2 separate regions of the Homo sapiens genome follow, and region 2 is linked to region 1. The links are chromatin loops, found by intact Hi-C in ENCODE. Cell type or tissue: endothelial cell of umbilical vein. All regions are shown on one strand.

Evidence for each region. A loop is a pair of places that touch in the nucleus more often than their neighbours do. Peaks named below come from ENCODE experiments on the same cell type or tissue, not always from the same donor. Only the 100,000 strongest peaks of a DNase experiment are listed, where the experiment ranks them.
Region 2: it touches region 1 in a loop (29-fold over the local background); 4 of 110 quality-filtered maps call a loop at or near these places.

What each region holds. Positions count from the first base shown.
Region 1 is chr3:157,531,752-157,534,251 of GRCh38, reverse strand. No RefSeq gene overlaps it. Among named protein-coding and RNA genes, the nearest start is that of VEPH1, 30 kb to the right of the region's middle. In endothelial cell of umbilical vein, a CTCF peak has its summit at 1,463 (motif pointing left); DNase peaks (open chromatin) are centred at 581, 1,471 and 2,291; H3K4me3 peaks cover 1,775 bases; H3K27ac peaks cover 2,500 bases.
Region 2 is chr3:158,312,373-158,314,872 of GRCh38, reverse strand. All of the region lies in intron 5 of RSRC1 (arginine and serine rich coiled-coil 1), which reads right to left. Among named protein-coding and RNA genes, the nearest start is that of RSRC1, 200 kb to the right of the region's middle. In endothelial cell of umbilical vein, no CTCF peak of the experiment used is centred here; no DNase peak of the experiment used is centred here.

The DNA of each region.
Region 1 (2,500 bases):
AGTGAGCAGTGGATTAATGCTGGACAGGTGGTGGGGACCAGAGGGTACAGGACATTGTGGGCCATAATAAGGAATTGAGGTTTTATTTCATGTGTCAGGAGAAGTTAAGGGTTTTAAGCAGGATAAATAATAGTCAAATCTATATTTTAAGAAGACTAATCTGGCTTCTGTGTGGAGACTGGATTGTGGAAGGAGGAACACGAATGGAAACAGTGCTCCAGGGAGAAGCTTCTGCTGTGGTCCAGGCCAGAGACTGCAGAAACTTGAACACAAAATGGAAAAAAAAAAAAAGTGGAAAAATACAAGATCTATTTTAGACATAGAATCAAGAGGACTGGCTGATGCATTTGAGTGTGGGAAGAGGCACAGGTGGATGTCAGTGTGGCTCCCAGGGGTCTGCTTTTAGTAACCGGGTAGACATCAGGGCCGTTTTCTGAAATTGGGAAAGGAGGATGCTGGGAGGATGGTGATGCTTTTTCAGGGACGTGGCAGGAAATCAATTGCTTCAATTTGGACTTACTCAGTTTACTACGGCAAGGAGTCCTCCACATGGAGTTTTCAGACAGGCAGTTAGCTATGACTCAGGGGAAGTGTGTCAGAGGAGAGGTCTGGGGAGATATTCAAAGTCCTGCAAGTGGATGCAATTGTTTAGGAGAAGAGTGAAGGAGAAGAGAAGAGAGCCCGAAACTAAACAGGGAGGAATCCACCATTTAGAAGTCTGGCAGGCAAAGAGGACAAGGTGAGCCTGCCTTTAATGTTAGAATTGTCTTCATATTTCTTTCATTCTTCATTTTCCTCTTGCGGTAGTTCTGCTTGGTGACCAGTGTAGCCTCAGGGAGCTGACAAGAACCGGGCCTATTCCCCATATGTGACTCTTATAAGGCCTGAACGAATCTCCTCATGTCTTGGTTTCCTCAGCTACACAAAAAGGCCACTGTGGTAGCAGCCACTCCTTCCTTAGGGTTGGTGAGAAGTGTCAAGATGGAGTTAGGCTCAAGCACTAAGATTTACATTCAAATGCCAGCCATTTTCTCAGTCTTTATGAATAATCCAGACTTTGTGTTTTGGACCCTTAGACATAGTAACAACGCAAACGGAATCAAAATCATCATTCATATTATTAACAAACATTTCTGAGTAATGTTTTGAGTAAATGCCTAATAAAGTTTAAGAAATAAAAGTAACTCATGTTTATTAAAGAGGAATTACTAGGTTTCCATTCATAAGCTTCAATATCCTGCTTAATGGATTCCATACCTAACATAGAAATCCAGTGAATGAATTATGGTCAAACAGTCTACAAAAATTATATGGTTTCCTTTTTTACTGTTGTTTCCCCTACGTGAAATAACAATGAGGAATGTAGCTTGAATAAAGGCATTTCTTGTAACAGAATGAAAGCATTAGGGTGACGCTGGTTGTATTTTAGCTGACTGGAGAGCCTCAAAGCTTTATGGTCAGAATGTGCCCCCTTGTGGAAGATGTGAGTAAAAAACAGTAGAGAGGAAACAGTATTGTGGCCGAGATCTTGGGAAAGAATTGAAGGTGGGAGAGGACTAAAGAGGCAGGAAGCAATGAATTAAAAGCCTGTTGACTACACTTCGTAAAGAACCATATAAGGAAGAAGGCATTGTATCAAATAAGGAAATGAGTGTAGCCAGGTGGAAAGGAGAACCTGGGTTAGGTAAGCTCGCAGTCTTAGGTTCTAGAAAACTTCAATCATTAATAATGAGTATAAATGAAATAGCCACTGAATTAGGCATTTCAGAGTGCTGTCTCTGAGCTCAGCCTGGCTGGGTGCAAATCATGGCTCTGTTAGTAGCTGTGTGACTTTAGGGCGTCATTTTACTGTTCTCTAAGCTTCAGTCATCCCATGTGAAAAACAGAATAGTAACAGTGCCTTTTTAGATGCTGGCTGTTGTTGTAGGTAAAGGTTGCTGTGAGGAGTAAATGAGGTAAAGTATAGAAAGTGTTTTCAGTGTGGTGTCTGCGGTACTGAAATAGCTATCACTACTACCTGCCAGTGTGTGCATTTTAAAACAGTGAAAGACATTTCCTTTTCTATTTTTAAAAATGGCTTCCAGATACAGACAATCACCGACTACAGAGGAAAGCTCTGTGGCTCTGTGAAAGTTGTGAGGCTGAAGATTTTTAAGCCTTTCTATAAGGCTGCTCCAGAGATGGAAAACAAGTTCCCCCTCGACTCATATTCTATGTGTGGGGGGGCAATCCATCCAGACACATTTGGATCAGTGTGACTAATTTGTTTTTACACAGTTGAGGTGAGGTCAGTGAGGGGCTGGGTACTTGGCGGAGCAAGGCTGTTTGGGTGGGTGGTGTGGGGCAGGGGTCAACTTGCTGCGATAGGCAAAGGTAGAAATGGGAAAGGAAATCAGGGCCACAGAAAGAGCCCAGGTTTACTGAAACCCAGAAGAGCTCTACTCCCAAGAGGGCACAGGAGAACTTTATTGGGCCAGTAAACATTTCCACTCAAGCAGCT
Region 2 (2,500 bases), 780 kb before region 1:
TTTAGTAGAGACGGGGTTTCACCATTTTGGTTTCACCATTGGTTTCACCAGGCTGGTCTCGAACTTTACTCATATATGACTAAAATATAAGACACTACATTTTTTAAATTATATTGTTACCATCCTGTATATCTTAAACTATGTTTATTTTAACCATACCGGAAAACACACTATTTCTGAAACTCCTTAGAGCAGTGGCAGTTTGACAATACAGCAAGGTTTCCTAATATTTTGGTGGCCTACCCTCATGACACATTTTCTTTGTCTATCTAGAAAGCACTGTAGCACTAAACTATACATGCTGACAGGATAACAATTGCTAGTCAGAGGACTACTTGACACCTGCTAAATCCAGCATAGCTTTATTTCTGCTTATTAAATTTAACTGTTTAGCATATTTTCATTTAACATGTGAAAATACTGTTGCAGAAGAAACAGTATCAGTGAATGAAGTAAAAAAAAAAAAAAGAATTTTTTTTCGGTTGGGCACAGTGACTCACACCTGTAATCCCAGCACTCTGGGAGGCCGAGGTGGGTGGATCACCTGAGGTCAGGAGTTCGAGACCAGCCTGGCCAACATGGCGAAACCCTGTCTCTACTAAAAAAGTACAGAAATTAGCCAGGCGTGGTGGCAGGCACCTGTAATCTCAGCTACTCAGGAGGTTGAGGCAGGAGAATAGCTTGAATCAGGGAGGCAGAGATTGCGGTGAGCTGAGATCGTGCCACTGCACTCCAGCCTGGGTAACAAGAGTGAGATTCCGTCTAACAACAACAACAACAACAACAACAATTTTCAATAATGTGGCACAAGTTACTCGTAACAAACAGGACTGCTACCTTTCTTATCCAGGTGTGGATTCCTATTAAAAGACAATTTTCATGGTTTAGAGATATTTTGTGTTTAGAGATCTTTTTTGTCTCACCTTTATGGTTCTGTAAAAACTTTAAATGTTTTTGGAAATAAAATGCTATCTAAATCACAAAGTACTAATTAGTTTTTAAAGAAGGATAGGAGTGAATATTCATTTGCATTTTGGCTTAGTCTTTTTCTATCGAATAATACAGCCATAATAATTTCTTTAGAAATGAGCTGGGATATAAATAAATAATAAAAGCAAATGCTGATGATACACATTTTCTGTTACTGTGTCAAGACACAACATCGTTCTCCTTTGTTGGCATATTTGATTAAATTACTTCATTTATTTTTGCCATGCATGAGATAGTTTTTGTGTAAATTTATGAAAAAATTTTCATACGTGTGCCTTCCTTAAAATGTTTCATTAATGCTCTATGCTCAATTCTGGATATAACAGTGGATACACTTTGGATTACAGCCAATAGATGGCACTGCTCTCACTAGGTAGCAAAGACCACATAAAGGTCTCATTACAGGCACAAATTATTAAGACTAAATATCTGCTCAAATCTGAATTTTTCATGATGAGAGACACATATTAAAACATAATAAATATTTAAAAATCTATGCTTAATAGTTACTGAATAAGAGAGGCCAATTTAAGGCAACCAATTTACTTATTTACCTAAAAACATTTATTGAGTGCCTACTATCACTAGGCACTACAGATATAAAAATGAATAAGATATTTCCTGGTCTCAAGTAATTACACAATAATATGGTTAAGTAATATTAGTAATGGAGATGGTCACAGAGAAGTACGGGGGCTCATCCTGGGGATGGGATGGATCAGTGAAAGCTTTTTACAAAGGAGATGATGCATGAGCTAGTAACCAAGGGGTGAGGGGAGGGGGGAGGTTGTTGGTATACCATATTTTGAACAAAGGGAAAAGCAACAGCAAGGACTAGAATATAAGAAATAGCATAAAAGCATAATGTGGAAAGTATGACTCAGAACATGTCAAGATATAAACCTGTTAGGTTTATATCTCTGTTAGGAGAGCTCTAAATCACTCAGAAGGTATGCTATCTTTTAAGAAATTTGGACTTCATCCTTCATGAAGACTGGAGGTAGGAATCAAACACAGTGGCTGTTGTGGGTAGTCCAGGCAGCAAGCACTAAAGCTTTAACCAGAGCAGTGGCAATAAAGGGTGGAGAGGAAGACATGGTTTTGAGAAATATTTAGGGGATAAGTGTTAGCAAGATATGGTATTTCAGTGTATGTGGGAGATTAGGGATGAGAACCAAGGCTGACACTCAAGATAAGATATTTCTAAGGTCCTTTTGAAATGCCACTGATAATTTCTTACTGATTATTCTTTTAATTGCTATTACATAAAGTAAGTTGCTGTCCTGCTGTTATCCATCCAATCTTTATTCTTTCATAGCACTCTGCACTTTTCCTTCTAAAAACTTATAATTTACAAGAATTACAGCACAATATGCTTGTTATATATTTATTTGGCACCTGCTTCTTCTATTTATTAAATTACACTTCATAAGGACAGAGTCATCTCTCCTGATCTGGTTCATCATTCCATATCTATCACCTAGCCTGATAAATAACTGACACTCAACAA